Linked DNA regions of Homo sapiens: region 1 is linked to region 2. A link is an interaction called in ENCODE POLR2A ChIA-PET data of the cell type or tissue named here. Cell type or tissue: PC-3. All regions are shown on one strand. Links, peaks and the distances in the headings refer to the core of each region. The heading gives the core; the rest is flanking DNA. Region 1 has its middle 260 kb from the start of SYT10. Region 2 has its middle 180 kb from the start of SYT10.

What was found. ChIA-PET counts read pairs that join two places held together with the same protein. Peaks named below come from ENCODE experiments on the same cell type or tissue, not always from the same donor. Only the 100,000 strongest peaks of a DNase experiment are listed, where the experiment ranks them.
Region 1: POLR2A ChIA-PET joins it to region 2 with 5 read pairs; 2 of 35 experiments call an interaction of 5 or more read pairs at or near these places.

The regions. Positions count from the first base shown.
Region 1 is chr12:33,175,389-33,188,157 of GRCh38, reverse strand. No RefSeq gene overlaps it. Among named protein-coding and RNA genes, the nearest start is that of SYT10, 260 kb to the left of the region's middle. RefSeq lists an enhancer at 6,718-7,917. In PC-3, for the core only: no CTCF peak of the experiment used is centred there; a DNase peak (open chromatin) is centred at 7,017; H3K27ac peaks cover 345 bases.
Region 2 is chr12:33,249,908-33,262,676 of GRCh38, reverse strand. No RefSeq gene overlaps it. Among named protein-coding and RNA genes, the nearest start is that of SYT10, 180 kb to the left of the region's middle. In PC-3, for the core only: no CTCF peak of the experiment used is centred there; no DNase peak of the experiment used is centred there.

The DNA.
Region 1 (12,769 bases), core at 2,061-10,060, 75 kb after region 2:
TTTTATATTTATCCACCTGCTTAACGTCTAGTTCTTTATTCTTTCATTGAGGTCTGAATTTCAAGACATTTCCCTTTAGCTTGTAGTACATCCTTTAGCAAATAAAACTTTTTTCAATAGACGGATAATGCATTAGATGAAATATAACCCTCATAGAATGAACCTTTTTTATGAGATAGGCCATAGGTTATCCAACAATCACCCTGGTAGTTATAGATACAGGTCACATAGAAAATTCCTATAAGCCTTTCTATCGTTTTGCAGAACATTTTGTTAAAGCACTGTCAACTTAACATTTTTCATATATTTTTTGCTATTACATAAAAAGCAGTATATTTGGAAGCAAGGGTTTTATTTTCCTGTTTTCAAGATATTATGTTGCAGGTGGTAGAAAATCAGTCAGAAAAAGAAAACAGGGAAGGTGGAAAACAGATATAAGGCATGCATGCAGAGCACTCAGCTTGGGCTGATGGCTATCTTTTTTTACCCATTGGTCCAATTTTTCTGGCTTTTCTGTGTGTGTTGCTGGGTTATAATTGCATATATTGTGCAATCAACATAAAACCAACTGGCTGAACAGGTTGTTCTTCACTAGCCAAAAAAAAAAAAAAGGTTCATGTGATTAGAATTAAAATTTCTAATTAAGAATGGTTTTTAGACTTCTAATTTGAAAGGCTTATCTTATTCACTAAAGGTCTTTATGAAGATTAAGAGATCTAAGACAATTTAGCTTGTCTTCATTGCAAAAGCAGGCATAAATATTGTAAGTATCAAAGAATAGCTAACCACCACCAGGTAAAGTTAATTCTCACTAATTCTGTATCTTTAGGCTATGTAATGATCAAAAGGAGATGTTAACCAGATATAATTTTGTTTGTGTTGCCTCTAATGTCCTATGTCCCCACATTTTACAGAGGAGTGAAAACTATGTGAAAAAATATTTTTTCTCACCAAATTTCATGGTAAGGTATATCATAATTGCTATTTCCCTGGTAGATGAAAACCTATCCAGTAAAAAACACATTTTGGAAATGCAAATGACACAACAATTTGACAGATGGTTACTAAGAACAAGGACAGTTGGTGACATGGGCTAGTTTTAAAGCTGATAAAAGGGAAGCAGTTTGGAGTAGTAGTACTTTTTTTTTTTCAACTTTTATTTTAGATTCCAGGGTATGTGTGCAGGTTTCTTACAAAGGTGCATTGTGTGATGCTGAGGTTTGGAGTAAGATTTAACTCATCATCCAGAAAGTGAGCATAGTATCCAACAGGCAGTTTTTCAGCCCTTGCACCCCACCATCCCTTCCCACTCTAGGAGTCCCCAGTGTCTATTGTTATCATCTTTATGTCCATGTATACCCAATGTTTAGCTCCCACTTTTAAGTGAAAACATGCAATGCTTGGTTTCCTGTTTCTGTGTTAGTTTGCTTAGGTTAATGGCCTCCAGCTGCATTCATGTTGCTACAAAGGACATGATTTTGTCCTTTTTTATGGCTGCATAGTATTCCATGGTGTATAACGGAGTAGTAGTTCTTAAAGAAGACTAGCATATCGGAAACTCTAAGGCTTTTTTTTTTTAGAAACAGAATCTCACTATGTTACCCAGGATAGTCTTCAACACCTGGCTTCAAGAAATCCTCCTAGACTGCAGGATTACAGGCCTGAAACACTGCACCCAGCCCCCAGCCAACCTGAGACCATATATGTTTTATGTTTATTCCTTCTGCTACCCTTCTTCCTTTTTCTATTAATAGCTCCAACAGAGCTAACATTCCTGGGACAATGAGCATTTACAAAGTTTTTTAAAGCATGCATCAGAAACACCTGAAAGACTTGTTAAAACAGATTGCCTGACCCCACCTTCAGAATTTCTTATTCAGTAGGCTTGGGGTGGGGTCTAAGAATTTGCATGTCTTACAGACTGACAAGTGGTACTGATTCTGCTGGTCCAAGGACCACACTTTGAGAATCATTAACTTTAAAAAACTAGGGATACAAAAGAGTAGTGATTTCAACCAACTTAGAGAGTCTTGACATATGACAGAAAAGAGTATACTAACTGATGTGAAATCAATCTAGCAGAAAAAACCGGGAACAGAAAAGAGTCATGGTGGGAGATATTTTCACACAAAAGAGAAGTGTTCCTGAAAGGAGAACTTAGTAAAAAGGTACTTGATTTCTGCCAGAGGCAAATGAAAGTGCAGTATCAGATTCAACTGTCTATAGGCAGAATAGTTCTAATCTGAAGAAGACAGCTAGAAATAGAGAGTATTCCCTTGGGCAGAAGTGAAAGTTCTCCAACATAACCAGGGTACAGTAAATCTGAAAGGGTACAGTAAAAACCTGATCATTGTATAATCATCATATATGATCATTATATGCCCTAATTCCCTTATAGAGCAATGAAAGTCACCACGGGGGAGCATTTTGCTTTGGATGACTAGGAAGACACCAGAAAAGATGAAGACTCATAGCAACACCCTAAACGAGGTAACTGATTAGGATTCAGGGATTGCAAAGTTGGCAGAAAAAAAAAAAAGAAAAAGAAAAAGAAAGAAGGAAAAAAACTACTAGACAGAAGTTAATGTGAGGTGGCTGCCAAACAGGGGCTAGGTTAGACAAAGTAGACTTCCTGCCTTTCACTAACATTTAGAGTATGAGTCTCAGGACCATGAGCTTCTGCTGTTCAAATTTCAGCATTCTTGCATTGATAGATTTTAGGGAAAAAGACAATGAAGGATGAAAACCATCTGAAGTCCTGACCCAGCCCCTGCCAAATCTGTCACTAGTTACAAAAATAGAAAGTGCTAATATTGAGAATCTACAAGGAACTTAAACAAATTTACAAGAAAAAAACAAACCCATCAAAAAGTGGGCAAAGGATATGGACAGACACTTCTCGAAAGACAAGCGTATACCATGACAAGCATATACCTATGTAACAAACCTGCACGTTCTGCACATGTATCCCAGAACTTAAAGTATAATTAAAAAATAAAATAAAATAAATAAAAAAGAAAAATAGATTGGTGAATTGCACATATAGTCTAACATACACTTCTAACAATTGTATATTACAAGGGTCTCCAATTTGGAGCTGGGTGATGTCAAGAAGAACTACAGAGCCAGATGGGCCACTGTAGGCTTCTCACCAAGTTGGCCCCTGTATCATTTTATTGATACAATCATCAAAGTTACCCACACTTAGAAGGGCATTTTTCCTCAGTTTTTAAGTGGTAGCTATGTCAAAAGCATGTGCAAAAATAGGTGCTCAAATTTGTAGTAGTGTCAGCACCAGCAGCAAAACAACACCTGCCATACAGCTTTGGAAAGCATCCAACATCTAAAAGAAAAATATCTGTGCCTTTATTTCATGGAGATTCATTTGAAGATAGTCAAGGTCCAGGACCTTGCACTGGGAGATGGTAATACCTTTCCACATGCATTGGGAGATGGTAATACCTGGAAAAAAATGACAGTATGTGGTACATTACAAGCTGGAATGTGTAGTCCTCACAAATAAAGATGGTACATGGAGGCAAAGATGGAAACCATCTGGTAGCAATGAAAACTGGAAATTGTGGCGTTCTGTGCATCTCATCTGTCCAGATAGCAGAGATAGAATGTTATCTTATTTTTGCCCAGTAAATCTAAAACAAACGAAAGACTATTGGATCCTGAGCTAGGAGATAGCGCATTTATCTCCCTTCCAGCTGTAGAATCAGAAGGGAATTAATTCATCCAAGTAAACAGAAGGGGACTCAAGGCAAATCCTTGGCACTCTGTCTCCAAAAATCCTCTTGGTTGGCTAATTCTCAGGCTCAATAGATTTGTTTTTATTTGAGAATGAGTAAAACAAAAACATACCAAGTGATTCAGACACAGGGAAGAGACCCAAAAGAAGAAATGTACATCGAATACTTTAGAAAACTATTTGGCAAACTTAATAGCATCCTTGAAACAAGACCAGAAAACCCAGAGAGAGAGAAGAAAGTGAAAATAAAGCAGCACAGGACAAGGGTGAGATGCAAGATCATAAAGTAGTAGATGAGACTCTTTCCTTAAGTAAATTTTATTGCTACTTCATTATCTTTTTTCCAATATGTGTAAAATATGTAAGAAATATAAATAAAATACTATTTCTGATATCAATCCATCAAAGAGTTGAGTCAGAGCTGAGGTTTTTCTCTACATTTTCTGTGCAAACTTTCTTTTCTTCTTTCTCAATTGTTTGGTGAAATATCTATCTATATTTCTCTTTAAACAAAGATGCTGAATAGAGAAAGTTCAGAGAGAATGAGATATTTTTCAAGCTCCTTGTTCTGCCCATTTTAAAACAGTATAAAATCACTCTGCTGCTCTTAGAGAAATGGCAATGAGCAGGGCTTGGAAAGGCTTGCCAACCACACGCTCCTCCACATAGGTCTGCATTTGCTCCTCTGCTGCTGCCCGTGGTAGGTGTAAATCTTAGCAAAATTAATAGACCTTACTGGTGATTATGAGCCTTCACCACTACTGATCATATAACTCTTCTGTTTTTTTCCATTTTCCCTTGCCTTAGGGACTTGAAAGTTTTCTGTGTATAAGTAGGTGGAGGCAGAGGAGGGTTAATATGAACCAATTCAAACAGTGGCCATAACACTTCTCACTCAACCTTACACTCCATATCAGATGCTCTGGATTCCTTGTCAGCTCCATCATCAACAAACATGTGATACCTGAGCACTTACCACCAAGCTACAACCTTAGTCAACAGCTATATAACTGGTCTACCTGCCTTCATCTTTGTCCTGCTAAGTCTGTTCTCACAGAGCAGTTAAATTGATGTTTTAAAAACTGAGCTCACTAAATCTCTCCTCTGCTTAAACCCTTTAATGCTTCCCAACTCACTTCAAGTAAAAGCCCAGGGCCTCTGTACTTGCTGTTTACTCTAGCAGGAATATTCTTGCCCCAGGTTTAACCTTGACTCACTCCCTCAACTCCTTCAGGTCTTTCCTCAATTTCTAAGTGAGGCTTCCCCTAACCCCCATTTTAAAATGATAAACTTTCCCACATATACTCCTGTTTTCTTCCTGTCTTTACTTTTTCCATAGTACTTATTACATCCTTTATAAATGTTAAACCACAGTGAAGAACTAAGGCAAGAATCTGAATCAGTCAAGGTGTATTGAGACAGAGCTTCTGTGGCCTGTGCTCTCTGAAGAGGTTTTCAGGAGGCTCCATATTTAAACATTTCTTTAAGGAGGAGAAGGCTTGTGAGAAGAGAGGGTTAAGCAGTGAGGCAAATGGCTACATTTTTGTGAGACTTTAATTAGTACCCAGCAAATCTACCTTTTACATGAAGTAAGGTAAACATTCCAAGAAAATGGGAGTAAAAGAAGAGTAAATTATGCAGATGTCTCAAGGCAGATGAAGGAACCATTTATCTCATCTTGTCTTTGTTCTGCACCTGGGAAGATAAGCTTGTAATATACATTATCAGTGTGAAATCTAAAAGACTTTCGTTTTAGGAGCTAGACTTCAATGGCAAAGCTAAAGATAAAATTGACATTTCCTTGTTTTAGAGGAGAATATATATTTTGAAAGGTTTTGAGGCCAGAAAAGGATTTACTTATGAACAGTTTGTGAGGGCAGTCATCTGAGATGTATAAGGCTTTCTACCCTTCTGTGGAGGTCTGACCAATGTGTAATGCTTTGACATAAGGTTAGGAAGTAACAGATGTCCATTTGGGAAAAGGATGGCAGTGTTGTAAGACTCATTCTCCAGGCTTAACTTTCCTTTTGGCATAACAAGTTTGATGGTCCTGAGAAATTGTTTGTTGTTGTTGTTGTTGTTGTTGTTGTTCTTTCACAAAATATGCATTTCTTTTGGTCTATCTCCTCTCACTGGAATGAAAGTTTCACGAGGGCAAGGATTTTTCTGTCTTGTTTATTGCTATGTCCCTAGCACTGAAAACAGTTCTCATAATAGATGCTTCATAAATATTTATTGAAAAAATAGTTCCAAGATAGTCTTCATTTTACTATTCTGTGTTTTTTTAATTTTTGCACACTGGGCACGAACTGCTTATATAATCAAAAATATTAAAATAAGCATAAGGAAAGTCATACACAACACATAACTATATATAACTTTCTCCAAAGACATTACAAATAAAATAGGAAATTCTGGGAAAATATTGCAGGTCCAGAAAATTTAAATATTTCCAGGTTGAGTACCTTAATTATTCACTTATTAACTTGAAATATATTAGTGATTTCTCCCTCTTGTCTATGAAGCTCTTTCTTCTCAGATATATATTTTGACAAATATAAATTTCAAAAAATAATGTCATGGTTAGAAAGGAAGTATAAAAAATTGTTATTTTATTTGGAAAAATGGAACAGGATAAGAAATATACTACTAGCAAGCCAGTGGCCCACCTTTAAGCCTCCAATATTTTTTATGGATTTAAGAAGCTACAAATAACATCAATTTTATAGTAGCAATAACCAACAAAGTAAAAGAGCTTCAAATGAAAACAGCAGAAAATTCAATTGGTTCCCTTGGTATTTGATCTAAAGTAAGATAACTTTGTTGACAGTAGAAGGTTTTTAATTTGTCTTTTCACCCACCCACTTGTCTTTCTTTAGCAAAGATGACCCAGGGGCTGAGGTTGCCCTTAAAACTTAATTCATTTGGTTTTTCCTGGCCATCAGTCACACATGCATGTGGGAAAAGAAGCAAAAGAACATTGAGTTTTCATATAAAGCAAAACAGAAAAATTGATTTTCTTTTTCAATTATGCAACTCATTGAGGAACTGATTACCTGGTGTGAGTTTGGGCAAATGTATTCCTTAACTGATGATCAGTGTATTAAAATCCTCCAGTGGGAACATACTGCCTCTCCTCTTGGTTCTAGCTGCTACACTATATGTTGTACAACTTGCCATTCATTGCCAGTTGCTCCTCTCAGAGAAGCCCCTGTCCCTGAAGTTCACTCCCCTTCATCTGACCGCAGATGTCACTTCTGTTTTAATGGATCTGCTCTCCTGACTCATCCTGCTGGTGACTAGTATGTGGGTATTTGCTCATGTTGGAATTTCTTTCATGTGGTTTGATAAATATCAACTCTCTGATTTGCCTGATTCATAAACTAACTGCAAAATAAGACCAAAAATATTTAAGCATTATCCTCTTTTGAGTGTGAGCTGTAATCAGTGACTGAGAGTATAGAAAAGAGAGGTAAAGAGAGTAACTTTACAGTGGCTAAATCTAGAAAACACTGTCTTGGCCAGGGATTCAAAATTTATATCATCAGTCATTACTCCTGTAGATAGCATGTACCATGAAATGATGTGATGAGAATGGCATATCACTTCTGTGGTATTCTTCCCCAAAATTCAGAATCTGTCTAACTGTGAGAAAAACATTAAACAAAACCAGACTGAACATTTTACAAAATACCTGGCCATCTCAAAACTGTAAATAGGCCAGGCATGGTGGCTCATGCCTGTAATCCTAGCACTTTAGGAGGCCAAGATGGGCGGATCACCTGAAGTCAGGAGGTCAAGACCAGCCTGGCCAACGTGGCGAAATGCTGTCTCTACTAAAAATACAAAAATAAGCCAGGTATGGTGGTGTATGGCTGTAATCCCAGCTACCCAGGAGGCTGAGGCAGCAGAATCACTTGATCCCCAGAGGCAGAGCTTGCAGTAAGCCAAGATTGTGCCACTGCACTCTATCCAGCCTGGATGACAGAGTGGGACTCCATCTAAAAAAAAAAAGAAAACAGTAAATAATAAAGAACAAGAAACAAAACTGTTCTAGACCAATCGATGACTAAATTGATCCTGGAACAGAAAACAAGCATTAGGGGAAAAAATAGTGAAATCTGAATAAAGCCTGGAATTTAGTTAATAATTATATATCAATGTTTGTTTCTTAGTTGTGACAAAATTACCATGGTAATGTAAGATATTAAGAACAGGGGAATCTGTGTCAGCAGTATTCCAGAATACTGTATACTACCTTTTCAAATCTTCTGTTCAATCTAAAAGTGAGGGAAAAGAAAGGAACCAGTTAGGCAGATAGCTAGGACAAGTCCTCGGTAGAATTCCTTTTTCACTAACAAAAGAACAGCCTGAAAGATCAGACTTCAAGCATAGATAAGGAGGCAAGGTCCACCATAAAGATGCCTTCTGTGTAACTAGCAAGGGTCACATATACACAGTGGGCTTCAGTGAGCACATTTGTTTCCTTTTTTGGACATACTCAGATAAGGGAGTTTGCACAGGGGAAGGGGGAGGGGGAGTTGCTTGAAACATGTATAAGAGGAGTAACACAGAACCCAGCAATGGGGAATTCTGCCCCCTTACATACATTCACTAAGGTAAATTAAACAACATGGGGTAACTTAGGCTAAGCGTTCACATGTGCACTAAAAGGACAGGGAGGAGCTGTCAGGAATTCACACTTCATGCAAATGAAACACCTACCCCCAACCAGTTTTTACAGCCTTATATAAATGAAATATCTTGCCCTAGTAGCCTCTTTATAAGAGACTTAGTATTTGACTATAAAATGGCAACCCTCTTTTGGGCCACCCCTCCACGATGGAGAGCTTTCTTCTTTCGCTTATTAAACTTTTACTCCAACCTCATCCTTTCTGTCTATGCACCTTAATTTTCTTGGTCATGAGACAAAGAACTCTGGGTGATACCTCATGAGAGACTACTACGTTGTGGTGCATTGGTGAGACTGCAACAAACGTATTCAGAAATTTTAAAAATAGTCAAACAGATAAAAATCATAATATTTCTTTTATTGCTGATAAAGCATAGTTTGCATGACACAGCTTAGGTACAGGGTAACAATAGAGTTTTGAATTACAAAACAAGAAATAGGCAGGCTCACCTGAGTATAAGCAGCATGGAACACTACAGTCTTGCCCAGGTGGGGCCTGACTCTTTAAACAGCTTGCAGGGGCAGATCAGAACGGGTGCTTTCTACAGGTAGCCAGCTCCAAAGAGCGAAGGGGCTGAACTATATATTCCTGGTTTCTCTCCCAAACTCATCAATGGTAAGTCACACTTCGGTTTCTGGAGAAGAGTGAGAGGACAGAGATAAACCCAGAATTTAAAGCTAATGGAATTGCCTGAAATAAAGCAGCCATGGGGAAGAAGTGTTCTCTCCTGACATTTCCCCAGTTTTTTATCTCTTAGCCATTTCAGCTTAATGATTCAGATGACAATCAATGTAAGGTGTGGTTATTTCCTTTAGAGGAAGAGATCAGCAGTTTCTACCAATGGTCCTCCTCCCACCTTCATGAGGCTACTGCACCATGCAAACTTCTTCTCTTGTGGGAATCCACCTGAGCCCCTTGATAGGCAGTGTTAATTTTGCCCTGAAAATGCACTCAAATGCTCCTGAGCAACTCCTCAATTAACATAATTCTCAGGCCACTCACTCCAAGACCGAAAATTTTCTCCTTATTCTATTTCTCATCCATATTATGTCCAGTAACATTTCCCACAAAAGCCTACCAGAAGGACTTCCAGTTTTACCTCCAACATGTAAGGAGCTTGGAAGTCATCACACCCATCTTTACAACAAGAAAAAGCTAAATAAACTGAAAGTCAAAGACTTTTTTTGGACCAATAAGAGAACTGAGGTCACAGGGAAAATCATCACCCTCAAATCTGGAAAGACAGGTGAATCCAGAGATTCACAGACAAGAGATGCATTATTAATATTTAATCAAAATATTAATCAACATTAACAGGGAAGACAAATACAAGGACATTAGAGGAATCTGAAGCCTCTAACACCTATAATATTATACCTATAACTACAGCAAAAACTAAACACACTGCCACTTTTAGTCAGATTAACACAGAACCTCACACCAACAGCCTTTTTAACCTCAGTTTGTATTATTCAAGATATCATATCTGGCTTTCAACAAAAAAATTCCAAGTCATGCTAAAAGGCAGGAAAAACACAGTCTAAACAGAAAGCAACCAGCAGCACCAGATTCAGATATAACACAGATGTTCTAATGATCAGGAAGGGAATTTAAAATAACTACGATTAATATGTGAAGGGTTCTGATGGCAAAAATAGACTACATACAAGAACAAATGAGTAGTATAAGCATAGAGATGGACACCCTAGAAAGATTCAAAAGGAAATACTAGAAATCAAAAACACTGAAGAATATCTTTGAGAGGTTCATCAGGACATGAGACAGGGCCAGGGAAATAATCAGTGAGCTTAAAGATAAATCAATTAAAACTTCCCAAGCTGAAGTACAAAGAGAGAAAAGAATGAAAAAATTAAAACCCAGAACAAAGCAACCAAGAGCTGTGAGATAATTTCAAAAGTTGTAACATAGGTGTAAATAGAATACCACGAGAAGAAAGACAGAATAGAGCAAAAAAATATTGCAAGTAATAATGGCTGAGAGTTTTCCAAAATTATTCACAGACAACATACCACAGATCCAGGAAACTCAGAGAAGACCAAGAAAGATAAGAATCAAAAAATCCACACCTAGACATTTCATATTCAAACTGCAGGAAACCAAAGACAAAGAAAAAATCTTGAAAGAAATCAGAAAAAAATCACCTTACCTATCTTTAGAAGAATACAGATAAGAATTATAGTAAACTTCTCATCAGAAAAAAATACACAAGCAAGATGAGAGCAGATTGTAATACTCAATGTGTTGAAAGGAACATAATCTAGAATTCTATATCCAGTCAAATTATCCTTCAAAAGCAAGGGAGAAATAAAGACTTTCACAGAGAAGGAAAAACTGAGGGAACTCCCTAATAGCAGATTTGAATGACAATAAATGTTTTATTTTAAAAGTGTGTCATAGAAAAAAAGTGAAAAATGACATGGATCAGAGACTTGGGTCTGCATAAAGCAAGAACATTAGAGAAAGAATAAATGAAAGTAAAATAAAAGTTTTTAGTTTTTTATTCTTAATTGATCTAAAAGGTAACTACTTAATGGATAAGACAGACAGCATATTGGGTGAGTACAGCGTATGAATAAGTGAAGTGAAAGACAGCAATGTCATGAGACAGGAAGCAGGAATTGGGAATATTCTAAGATACTTGTGGTACATGTGATATAGAATAATGTTATTTAAAGGTAGAGTTAAATTAGTTAAAAATGTATACTGGAAACTCCAGTGCTACCGCTAAAAGCATTTTTTAAAGTAATATAACTGACATGTTAAGAGAAGAGATAAAGAGAAAGCATATTGGCTGGGAGCGGTGGCTCACGCCTGTAATCCCAGCACTTTGGGAGGTCAAGGTGGGCAGATCACGAGGTCAAGTTGGTAGGACTGTAAACTAGTTCAACCCTTGTGGAAGTCAGTGTGGCGATTCCTCAGGGATCTAGAACTAGAAATACCATTTGACCCAGCCATCCCATTACTGGGTAAATACCCAAAGGACTATAAATCATGCTGCTATAAAGACACATGCACACGTATGTTTATTGCAGCACTATTCACAATAGCAAAGACTTGGAACCAATCCAAATGTCCAACAACGATAGACTGGATTAAGAAAATGTGGCACATATACACCATGGAATACCATGCAGCCATAAAAAATGATGAGTTCACGTCCTTTGTAGGGACATGGATGAAACTGGAAATCATCATTCTCAGCAAACTATCGCAAGGACAAAAAACCAAACACCGCATGTTCTCACTCATAGGTGGGAATTGAACAATGAGAACACATGGACACAGGAAGGGGAACATCACACTCTGGGGACTGTTGTGGGGTGGGGGGAGGGGGGAGGGATAGCATTAGGAGATATACCTAATGCTAAATGACAAGTTAATGGGTGCAGCACACCAACATGGCACATATGTATACATGTATACATATGTATACATGTATACATATGTAACAAACCTGCACATTGTGCACATGTACCCTAAAACTTAAAGTCTAATAATAATAATAAAGAGATGGAGACCATCCTGGCCAACATGGTGAAACCCTGTCTCTACTAAAAATACAAAAATTAGCCAGGCATGGTGGTGCACGCCTGTAGTCCCAGCTACTCGGGAGGCTGAGGCAGGAGAATTGCTTGAACCAAGGAGTCAGAGGTTGCAGTGAGCCGAGATCATGCCTTTGCACCCCAACTTGGGCAACAAGTGTGAAACTCCATCTCAGAAAAAAAAAAAAAGAAAGAAAACATTAATTAAAACCAAAGAAGGCAGACAAGGTGGAAAAGGGAAGAAACAAAGACCAAATGCAATGAATAAAAAAGTTACAAACAAGGTGGGTATTAGTCCAACTACGTCAAAGTTACTTTTAATGGGATTAGTCTAATACACCAATTAAAGGAGATTGTCAAAATGATTTTTTTAATAAGACCCAAATAACTGTTGTCTATAAGGAACCCACCTTAAATATAAAGACTCAGATAGGCTAAGAGTAGAGGGATAGAGAAAGACATACGTACTGACACGATTCAAAAGAAAGCTGGAGGCCGGCCATAGTGGCTCAAACCTGTAATCCCAACATTTTGGAAGGCCAAGGCAGAAGGATCACTTGAGGCCAGGAGTTCAAGACCAACCTGGACAACATAATGAGACATCTTGTACCTAACAATGAAACATTGAAATATGTAAGGCAAAAACTGATCGAACTGGGAGAAATAGACAAGTCCACTATTACATTTAGAGAATCTAACATCTGTCTTTCAGTAATTGATAGAACAAACTGGCAGAAAATCAGTACAAATATAGTTGG
Region 2 (12,769 bases), core at 1,702-9,701:
AGCAGAGGTTTACTCAAAGTTTCTCTGTTCCCAGCAGCTGCCCCTTCCTGTGGCCATCTTCTCTGCCTATCTAAATCCTGACCTTCAGGTTTAGTTCAAAATATCTGTCTCCCAGGAAGCCTTCCATGAACCCCTGGCTTGATTCATATGCCACTCCTCAGTGCTGTGCACATTTCTCTCACAGAATGTAACATGTACTGAAATGATCAATTTTCCTAGAGTCATTAGATTATAGTCATGTTTCTCCATATCCATATCTATAGCATCTAACATAGTATATGGCCTATGGCGTGCTGAGTAAATGACAAGCCGAATGCCTTATTTCTTAGCCAAAATTAATTCATTCTGTTACTATTCTTCTGGGAAGAGGTGGAAAATAGGAAAAAAATTTTAATTCTGAAAGGTTATTCTCTTTGCAATGACAATTGCCTTTTGTTAATCATCTCTATTGTTTTTGCACACAATAATAATAGGAATTATTTTATAACTGAAGCCTCAGAAATCATCTAGAACAAACTGTACAAAAGCACAAAATAATGTGTCAATGACTCAGGGACACTGAAAACTCTATGTGTTCAAAAACAGGCTCAATATTTTTTCTTACACTGCACTTCCATCTTCTTGTATAGTCAATGTATTAGGCCTGTTTTGGAGTGTCTGCCTGTGACAGTTAGTTTTATGTGTCAATTTGGCTAGGCTATGGTTCCCTGCTATTCAAAAACTAACCTAGGTGCTGCCGTGAAGGTATTTTGTAGATGTGATTAGCATCTTCCATCAATTGACTTTAAGTAAAGGAAATTATCCTCAATTTTCTAAGGGGGCCTCAACTAAACAGATGAGAGGCCTGGAGAACAAAACTGAGGTTTCTCTGACAAAACAGAAATTCTACCTCTAGACTGCAGCATCAGCTCCTGCCTGAGAATTTCCAGCCCGTCCTTCTTGATAGCCTGCCCTATGGATTTCAAATTTACCTAGCCAGTCCCCATAATGGCATAAGAGACTTCCTTGTGTTAGATACAAGACATAGATAGATAGATAGATAGATAGATAGATAGATAGATAGATAATAAGTCCTACTCATTCTGTTTCTCTGCTAGAACACTGATTGATACCTTGCCCTACCCATATTTCTTTTTCACGGAAACTATCCTCATTCACAGGTCCAATTGCTTGGACACTAGATCATATGACCATCCCCAGCTCTCTCAGACACTATTGTTTAGACCTAGACCCCAGATGCAAAGGAAGCTATCCATACCCTGGCAGGCAACCTAATTTACTTTGACTTGCTTAAGAAGAATGAAAACAATGAATTTAATTTTTTTCTAGGCATTAAGAATTATAACAAGCAGTATATAGATAAAGGTCAGAGTGACTGAAGACTAAATACACAAAAAAATTCAACTTACAGAAAATAGAGAATCAATGGAAGTATAAAGAAAAGCAGAGACGTCAGGAGGGAGGGAAAGAGGGAGGAAAGAATAAAAAAGAGAAAAAAGAGAAATTTTTGTTAATTTAGTTCCTTGGTCCCTGTATTAGTTCATTCTCATGCTGCTATAAAGAACTGCCTGAGACTGGGTAATTTATAAAGGAAAGAGATTTAACTGACTCACAGTTCCACAAGGCTGGGGAGGTCTCAGGAAATTTACAATCATGGTGGAAGGGGAAGCAAACACATCCTTCTTCACACAGTGGCAGGAGAGAGAAGTGTGGAGCAAAGGGAGAACACCCCTTATAAAACCACCAGATCACATGAGAACTCATTTACTATCATGAGAACAGCATGGAGGAACCACCCCCATGATCTAATCACCTCCCACAAGGTCCCTCCCCCAACACATGGGGATTATAAGTTGGATTACTATTCAAGATGAGATTTTGGGTAGGGACAAAGCCAAACCATATTATTCCACCCCTGGACCCTTCAAAGTCTCATGTCCTCACATTTCAAAACACAATAATGTCTTTCCAATGGTACCCCAAAGTCTTAACTCATTCCAGCATTAACCCAAAGTCTTATCTGAGACAAGGCAAGTGTCTTCCACCTATGAGCATGTAAAATCAAAAGAAAGTTAGTTACTTCCTAGATATAGTTGGGGTACAGGCATTGAGTAAATGTTCCCATTTCTAATGGGAGAAATTAGCCAAAATAAAGGGGCTACAGTCCCATACAAGTCTGAAATCCAGCTGCACAGTCATTAAATCTTAAAGTTCCAAAATGATCTCCTATGTCTCATATCCAGGTCACACTGATGCAAAAGGTGGGCTCCCATGGCCTCGGGCAGCTCTGCCTCTGTGGCTTTGTAGGGACAGTCTCCCTCCAGGCTGCTTTCACAGGCTGCCATTGAGTGTCTGCAGCTTTTCCAGGCACATGGTGCAAGCTGTTGGTGGATCTACCATTCTGGGGTCTGGAGGATAGTGGTCTTCTTCTCACAGATCCACCAGGTGGTGTCCAGTGGGAACTCTGTGTTGGGGGCTCCCACCCCACATTTCCCTTCTGCACTGCCCTAGCAGAGTTTCTCCATGAAGGCTCTGCCCCTGCAGCAAACTTCTTCCTGGACATCCAGGCATTTCTATACATCCTCTGAAATCTGGGTGGAGGTTCCCAAACATTAATTTTTGACTTCTGTGCACCCACAGGCCCAACACCACATGTAAGCCACCAAGGCTGTGGGCTTGCACTCTCTGAAGCAACAGCCCAACATGTTTCTTGGCCCCTTTTAGCCATGGCTGGAGTCGAAGCAGCTGGGACACATGATGCTATGTCCTAAGGCTGCATAGAGCAAGGGGCACTGGGTTTGGCCCAGGAAATCATTTTTCCCTCCCAGGCCTCTTGGCCTGCGATGGGAGCAGCTGCTGCAAAGGTCTCTGACAAACCCTGGAGACATTTTCCCCATTGTCTTGGCAAGTGGCATTTGGCTCCTCATTACTTATGCAAACTTCTGCAGCCAGCTTGAATTTCTCCTCAGAAAATGGGTTTTTCCTTTCTATCTCATGGTCCAGCTGCATGTTTTCCACACTTTTTTTTTTTTTTTTTTTGAGATGGAGTTTTGCTGCGTCACCCAGGCTGCAGTGCAGTGGTGCAATCTCTGCTCACTGCAAGCTCCACCTCCTGGTTCATGCCATTCTCCTGCCTCAGCCTCCTGAGTAGCTGGGACTACAGGGGCCCACCACCACACCTGGCTAATGTTTTGTATTTTTAGTAGAGACGGGGGTTTCACTGTGTTAGCCAGGATGTTCTCGATCTCCTGACCTCATGATCTGCCCGCCTTGGCCTCCCAAAGTGCTGGGATTACAGGCATGAACCGCCGCACCCAGCCAATGTTTTCCAAACTTTTACGTTCTGCCTCCTCTTGAATGCTTTGCCACTTGGATATTTCTTCTGCCAGATACCCTATGTCATCTCTCTCAAGTTCAAAGTTCCACAGAGCTCTAGGGCAGGGGAAAAAATGACACCAGTCTCTTTGCTAAGCATAGCAAGAGTCACCTTTGCTCCAGTTCCCAAGAAGTTCCTCATCTTCATCTGAGGCCACCTCAGCCTGGACTTCATTTTCCACATTCACTAACAGCATTTTGGTCCAACCATTCAAGAAGTCTCTAGGAACTTCCTGACTTTCCCATATTTTCCTGTCTATGGAGCCCTCCAAATCTCTAGGAAGTTCCAAACTTTTCCCACGTTTTCCTGTCTTCTTCTGAGCCCTCCAAACTGTTCCAACCTCTGCCTGTTACCCAGTTCCAAGGTCACTTCCACATTTTGGGGTATCTTTATAGCACCCCACTCCCTCAGGACCAATTTACTGTATTACTCCATTCTCACTCTGCCATAAAGAACTGCCTGGGACTGGGTAATTTACAAAAAAAAAAAAAAAGAGGTTTAATTGACTCACAGTTCTGCATGGCTGGGGAAGCCTCAGGAAATTTGCAATTGTGGCAGAAGGGGAAGCAAACACATCCTTCTTCACATGGTGGCAGGAGAGAGAGGTGCAAAGTGAGGTGGGGAAGCCCCTTATAAAATCATCGGATTTCATGATAACTCACTCACTATCAATGAGAACAGCATGGAGGAACCACCTCCATGATCTACTCAACTCCCATGAGGTCCCTTTTCCAACACGTGGGAATTATAATTTGGATTACAATTCAAGATGAGATTTTGGGTGGGAACACAGTCAAACCCTATCAGTCCCTTATGGCTTTTTGGTTCCACTTCTAATTCTTATTCTTTTCTATAAGGTATTTCAAATAACTCTCTTTTCCTTACAACCAAAATGCTTATGGGCCAAAGTACCCTGGCTCAAAACTATAATATACATCAAGTCTTTTCCAACCCTTTTCATCTTATCAGTCAGCAATTTATATCTCTGCCTATGCTACTTTCCAGATCAAAAATATTCAAAGACTATGTGTTGCCTAAAAATTAAGAGAAAATTTTTTTCATTGTTATTTAAGTTCTTCCATAATATGGCCACTATATGTTTTTTCAAAATTTTGTCTCCGTACATCTCAATTTGCTATTATATTCTTCATTTAAAACTAGGTCCTTTCTACTCTCCAAACACTCCTTATAGTTGTCATCTCTATACTGTTTTTCCCTGCCTATCTTACAAATCTTATCTTCTCATTCCAGTCAATCTCAAATGTCAAATGTTTGTGAGTCCTCACAACAAATGTAATCATTCTTCCCTTGGAAATCCCTTGGCTTTTTTATTTATGATTTTTGGTGCAATAATCACCGTTTCCTAATTTCTCATTATATAATTCTTTTTATCCCACTAAGAATATAAATTCCTTGAAAGCGAGATTGGTACTGTCTCATCTTTACCTCATAGTGTAATGATATGAACACAATAAATACTTTAAAAGTCATCTGTGGATTATCCAAGTGAACAAAACTAGTATGTGACAGGCCAGATGCTAGATCTGTATCATGCACTAAAACTTCACATCTATGCATCAAACTAAATATTGTTGACCTGGGATCTTAAATTATATTTACTTCTCTGGTTTCTAGAATACCTGGATTTAGAAGGATGCAGAAATATCAGCATATCATAAGAAAAATGAAAGAAATTCCTCCTTGTCAGAGAAAAGTCATAGCTACTTACTTTTTCCTCATCCCTTTGCAAACTAAGAAAGAAATGACAATATATTTACATAGCCCTTTGCAATTACAAAACACTCCTTAACATTATTCCCATTTCTTGAATTGTAATAATCCAGTGAAAATACTGAGTTCATTATCATAGTGAAAGGAAAATAAAAACTTGGGACCCCAATTCACTGTGCAAAAAAAAAAAAAAATTAAACTGAAAGCTGGGTCATGTCAGAAGCTGCCTTTTCTTTCATTACTAAGCAGATAGCTGCATATAAAAGGTTAAATATCTCCATAAGTAGCTACTCTATATTCACTTTACCTTAGGTAAAGTGCCAGATTTACCAAGTGCAAGACAAATACATAATTGACTGTTCCCCTGACTGCTCCATTTCTCTTGCAATATGTGGATTCAATAATATGACCATACCCTCTCTCTTTTTTTCTCCAGCCCACTTTTCCTCTTTAAATATTGAAGCCCTCAAAATCATCTTTGGAGAAAGACACAGACCACAGACTGTTTTTGTGATTCTGTGTTTATTTTGTCCAGGCATTGCCCTTAACCTTGGCAAAATAAAATTCTAAATTGATTGAGACATGTCTCAGATATTTTTTGGTTTACATTTCCATTTTCAAGATTCGGTAATTTAGTTTTAGAAAGGCTAAGTGATTTATATAAGGTCATATGGCTAGAAAGTTGAAGAAATAACACAAATCTAGGTCTTCTGATTTCAAATAAAAACTAAATCTCTAGAAATGTGAGACTATATACATAAAAATTTATTAGAAATAATTTGACAGTGAGGCATCTTCAAGAAAGACAGTACATGCAGTCCCAGCTACTTGGAAGGCTGAGGCAGGAGAATGGCGTGAATCCCAGAGGGTGGAGCCTGCAGTGAGCTGAGATCGCGCCACTGCACTCCAGCCTGGGTGACAGCAAGACATCGTCTCAAAAAAAAAAAAGAAAGAAAGAAAAACAGTACAGATTTCCAAAATTTATGACAAACCACCCTCCCTCAAATAAAAAGTAGAATCAGCAAAAATTTCAACCTCTGGAAGAACCTCTACATGGGTAGATTTTCTACTAGATATCATTAATTATCAACATATAAAGCCTTTTCATGGATTGAGGAATTTGCAATGTATTTTTCACTAAAATGCTGATTCTCACTGCAATGTACTGACCACATAAGGTATACTAAAACTCTCCAAAAATAATAAAATGACTTTAGAAATGCTACTATTTTTAACCTGAAATTTTCAGATTAATGAGATGAATCAGTAAAGTAAGATCCCTAAGCATAATGTAAGTACCATGTAGGGGTGAGAGAACTTTTTATCTCTCCTGCAGAGCTTTAATATTTGAGTCTGAGAAATAAACTTGACAGTGGACAGATTAGCAAGAGAAAAGGCATACAAATTTATTATGTGCGTATAAATGAGGGTCTCACAAAGTATAAGAGGCAAAGAAGGGCCGGATGGTTGAAGCTTAAATAGCATTTTGAGCAACAGAAAGAATCAAAGCCTTGAAGACTCCTGGAGGGTGGTGGCAACAGGTTAGGGGAGGGTGCAGGGAAGAACTAGACTGTGAACAAAAAGTGTCTTATTATGCAGATAAGGTCTCTCAGGTAATGGTCCACAGAAAAAGGGGTGAAAAAGTCTATCTGGACATGGTGTCCTGGGCGTGGAGAACTCTAGTCTCCTCTTCAAAAGGAGTTAGTCAGCTAGGCTTAATGTAGATTTAATGGAGGGGGCTCACACCAATCACATTCCTTCTGGAAGAACTTTTCTCAGTAAGATAAGAGAATATCATAGAAAGTCCCTTCCTGTGCTTTGGGAGAAGCAGAGGGTGAGAGACAGGGAGGCAGGAGAATTTCAGAGAGACCTTGGTTCTGAAACTATTTCTTTAGTTCAACATACTCAGCATGTCAGTGCACCATCCTCAGCGGTATCATGTAGAATACCGTACATGTGACTCTGCTGCTTCCATAGATTTACTAAATATTAAGGAAAATGAAAATTTTATGCAAATAGAGAAGAGCCACATAGTTTTAGCTATATATGAAGAGTATTCCTGTTTATTCCAAATTTAAATTTTACACAGTGTCAATAAGTTATGTTCAATCTCATTTCCTTGATATGCTTCCTAGTACAACTTTTCTAACTTATGTATTGGAGATGGCCGAACTGAAGCTGAGAATATCTTTATTCACTAAACAATATGTAGTGAATAAAATTTGTCCACCACTTCAAATGATGTAATAAAACTAGATTGGAAATTAGCATTACTAGCATCTATTGAGTGTCTATGTACCAGGTACAGCCTTAGGTATGTGAGGAGAGCAAAAGTCACCCGGTGACCATTAAACAGGCCACTAGAGACAAAAATTCCTTATCTGAAGAATTTAGAAGGGAGCAAAGACCACCTGGTGACCATCAAACAGGCCATCCAGAAGCAAAACTCCTTATCTGGGAATTTAGAAGGAATTAAACTTCTCTAGTATCTAAAGTCAGCATCTGGTTCCAGGCCACTTTTCAATGTAAATATTATAAGTAACTAGAATTCTTGCACATCTCCAAAATGGCATGCCAAAATTCAGTGTGCAACCCTTGCTGGCATTAAGGCACCAAAATGTCTACAAATGCAATCATTTCTCATGACCTATGTGGCCAATATGGTCAAAATAACCCCTCGGCTCCCGCCTTAAGGTCCATAAATGCTCCTAAGGAATATCTACCATGGCGCACTCACTCCTGTCTCTCTGAGGCACTCCACTGCACCCTTTTACAGTGTTCTTTCTTTCTAAGAAACTTTCCTTTTTCAGACCTATACTTTTGTCAGTAAATTCTTTCTACCAACCTGCAAATGGACCACTTCCTGATGCTGGGGCTCTGACACCTTGCCTGGTAGTAAGTATATTGATATTATCACATTCTCACAACACTGTGTCAAAAGCATTAAACCTATTTCACAAATCAGGAAACTGAGACCCAGAGGAGTTATATAAACATCCAAGATTAACTCAGCTGATACGTAGCAAACTATGGCAGATCTGTAGAGGATCTCATATTTAAATTACAAGTTCAGTGCCCTTTCCACTAAGTACTAGGCCATTCTGTTACAGGTAGTTAGACAGGCATCAGCAAGGCAGCAGAGGGCTCTCCCGCCACCCACTAGGAATATCAGGTGATGGTTCGATAATTATCACACTACCTCTCTAAAGCCAGGGAAAGACAATCTCCTGATGTTTCACAGCTATTAATATTAAAGTGCTAATTGAATGCAGATGCCAGGAAGCAGAAACTTCCTGGGCATGAGCATTAAGAAACAAGATGGTGAAGTATGACCTCTCAGGGACACTCCACCAGAAAAAAGGTAAAAAGCCTCAGATGGGCATATGTACAACTTCCTAAATGCACTGCACACGCTCAATTCCCAAGGGTAAGGTGGGCACTGAGCATGCAGGAAGCCCACCTAAGAGAGGAATCATGGGAAAGAGGTGATCCCCAAACCACCGTGGCACGTGTATACCTATGTAATAAAACGGCACATTCTGTACATGTACCCCAGAACTTAAAGTATAATTTTTAAAAGAAGATAATGTTTTTATAAGATCTTGGCTATTCTGAGAAAATCTATCTCACAATAAAATCAATTTGTTTTGTGTGGAAAAAAAAAAAAAAAGAAAGCCCTAGGATCAAGGTTAAATGCTCTTTTTAACCTTTACATGGTCTCCTCCAAGCGCACCTTTCTTTCTTTCCTATTCTAAAGCCTTTTGAAGTAAATTTCCACCCTTGCTCTGAAGCCTGCCTTGGTCCCTTCTTCTGCTTTATGCCCCTTGGCTGAAGAACGAAAGTTGCTGCAGACATGTATGGATTCTCTGCCAGTAATTCGGGGTAACTGGGATGCATTCCACTGGTAACAGTTCTAGCTGAATGGGCTTTTTTTCTGGCCTTATTCACGAATAGTGGCAAAATGAAAGATTAAAGAATATGAACTAAGGAAATTTGAACTTTGCTTTCATCTCTGCCTCAAAGATGAGGATACAAATTGGCCATGTCTTAGCTGGACAGCTTCCAGAAAGTAACTCAGAAAGGAAGATTTTTTTCTAATCTGTGAAGTGGATTGGAATATCATAAATTACGGTAAACTGGTGGCTTTCCAAGTGAACTCTGAGTGATCTTGAGGGTTTCTAGGAGCAATCTCAAGGGTTCCCAAATATACTTCAACCAGGAAAACATTTTACTATTCTTCCAGACTGGGCTTCTGAACATGAGTCATTTGAATGGAATGTTTCATGAGCAAAGCATCTCTAAAAATCACTAGTACACATTTATTAAGAGCATACAATGTGCCTGAAGCTGGGATATAAATTTTCTTCCTACATCATTTCACCTAAGCTTTAAAACTCTAGTATGCAAGTACTTGTTTCAGAGATAAGGGAACTGTAGCACAGACAGGTAAATTGTCCAAGGCCACACACATTACCATCATGCAGATTGATGTCAATGCCTTCTCCATCACAAAGAGTCTCTAGTGATTTAGAGTTCTTCTTCTCTTCCTGGTATTGAAAGGAAGATGCTCTTACCAACGGAAATTTCCTTTACAGATTTTAATTTTCCTTACAAAAGGATAACCCCCATTCTGTTTTCAGAGCTCCTCCTATATCTGCAATTTCTCAAAATAACCAACTCAAAATAATCCTACACCAAAGAGGCATATTTGGGGTTAGCATATTTTGGTCTCCTACAGTCATAATTTGGGGTCACATATTCTTTTCTGCTACAGGTAAGTAGGCAAGGTTTCTAAGACTTGTTGGCTATTTATCTCCTGTTATACAGAGACTGTTTGGGAAACTTCCCAGCTCTTGTAATGACAACCCACTGAATCCAGAAGCAATAGAGATTCATGATATTTTGGTTTAATGGTGCTCAGGTGACCACCATAGTGGGATTCTCAAAAATTCATGCCTCATTAGGATAAAGTTTAAACTCTTTGCCTCAGAAAAAGTCCTTGCATTTTCCTCATATGAACTTTCCTCTCAGAAAATATTGTTGAACTTGGCTAAAGTCAGTTGATTTTTACTATCACGGCCACCACAATATGTAGCTCCAGGGACCACCATTCACAGAATGGTCAATGCAAGTGACACCACTATGCAGTATCCAGCTTGACCAACAACATGAATTGCAGCTCTGTGCTAGAAGTTTTCTCTATTTTAATGTTTTATATATGATAAATGTAAAAGCTGATCAAGATATGCCTTTGTTTTGCATCTACTTGTTGACCTAAAGGAAAAATCAAAGGCAAAATTAATATAAGTAGAGAGTTTATTTGGACCAAGTTTAAGAACTGCAACCTGAAGCACAAGTAGCCCTGAATATGTGCTCCAATTAGCAGCAGTTACAAGTGGGGTTTTAAAGGAAAAAAAATGAGAGGCAGGTCCCTTGTCATTTACCAATAATTTACATTAAAATAATATAATCTATTAATAGGCTATACACTGCTCTCTGTATCACAAAGTCCAGGAACGTGAAGATAATGGGTGAGGTAGCTAGTCAGGGAACTACAGGGAAGAAAAGAAAGAAAAATAATGTCTTAAACAATTGCCCCTTGGCATGGATGCAGGGGTGTGACTGAAGTCCCATACTCATCTCTCTCTGGGATTAATAAATTTTGGATACCCCACATAGCTCAAACTGCTCTGAGCTATTTTTCTTTTCCATACTTCATAATTTGCTTAGCAAAAACTCATTACCTAACAAAGTTACTAACTGTTGAACCCATTATTTTTACAACTTCTCTATGTTTATTAATCTCTAGTGCTAAAATTGCAATAACAGCAAAAATATGGAACCTCATAGACCAGTGTAAATACCCAGATCTTCAAGACATAAATCTAACTCTGAAAGTGGTATTGAATTTTGATTTCTTATTACATAAGCAATAAAAATATAAAACATCTCTATGCCAGTATAATTCTACCTACTTTTAAACACTGGTAATATTTCTGGAACTGATCTTCTTGCTTTTATTATCATTTTGAAGAAACTTAGCTTTATTTCATTTTCTTTTTGACATTAGTCCAAATCAACAACATAATCAATCTTAGGATAATATCATGCTACATTCAAAACATGACCTAACTTCAAAGCTAAAATCCAAGCAAGACTTTTTTCTTTCTTTTTTTTTTTTTTTTTTTTGTGACAGAATCTCACTCTGTCACCTAGGCTGGAGTGCAGTGGCACAATCTCAGCTCACTGCAACCTCTGCCTCCCAGGTTCAAGCAATTCTCCTGCCTCAGACTCCTGTGTAGCTGGGATTATAGGTGGGCGCCACCACGCCCAGCTAATTTTCGTATTTTTAGTAGAGACAGAGTTTCACCATGTTGGCCAGGCTGGTCTTGAACTCCTGACCTCAAGTGGTCCACCTGCCTTGGCCTCCCAAAGTGCTGGGATTACAGGCATGCACCACCGCATCCAGCCCAAGCAAGACTTTTTAAGGAGGCTAGATATATTATGGCCAGCTTCTATTTATAGTTAGATGTAACTATGTCTAACTAATGTGAGCCATCACATCTGGCCAGGTGTGACTTTTAGAGAGTTAAGTAACTGACCCCAGCAGCTAAGGAGAGGCAGGGAGTTTTACTGGTCCTTGACTCCCATCTAGCAAAGCAATAAAATTGTCAAGCAAAATCTTGGCCATCATAGTATTGACATCTCAGTATTATATTTCAGCTCTCAATTTACTGAGGCAGGAGCTACCTCCTGTGGGTCTTTCAAGTGTTCCTCAATTGTATGTGCCCAAATGTAATACAAAAAAATGGTCAAGAGCACAGTCTCTGAAGTCACGCTGCTTGGGTTTAAATCTCAACACCACTATTTATTAGTTGTATAAACTGACAAATTACTTAACCTTCTTGTGCCCCCATTTCCTTTCCTGTAGGGCAGGAATAATAACAGTACCTACCTTCTAGATTTATTGTAATATTTAAATGAATTAACACATATAAAGTATGAAGAACAGTGTGAAAATAGTAAGCTCTGGGTAAGTGCCTGCTTTCATTAGGCCTTATTGCTCTATGAGGAATACGAAACTGGATTGAACATTCTGATAGATAAGATTGGAGCAAATCACAAAATGACCAATAAGTGGAATGAAACAAATCTGTGGCCAAGCATTAGTTACAATTGGATTAAGTCATCTGAGTTATATAAAATTAGGTTCTGTTTGTGTTCATTTAAAATTAAATGACAAGTTTTCACTAAGGCATCAATATATTACAGATGTTGTACTCCAAAGGAAGTTCTCAACTATATACAGAACATACAAATTCTCTGAAACTGGATACATGACTCTAAACCTCCTGCCCTTACCAAGGATATGAAAGAGTTGAGTTGCTGGAGTATGAAGAGAATAGTTGAAGATTTTTTAAAAGAGGCTTCATGATAGACTCTAAGTCAATTTCCCACTTTTCTCAAGGGGGAAGAGTATGGAGTATCCAATTCTTACCTTACACCTAAGAGGAGAGGGCACTGGTGTGACTGTTTGTTTTTGTTTTTGTTTTGAGATAGGGGCTCACTCTGTTACCCAGGCTGGTGTGCAGTGGTACAATCACAGCTCCCCACAGCCTCAGGCTCCTGGGCTAAGCTATCCTCCCATGTCAGCCTCTCAAG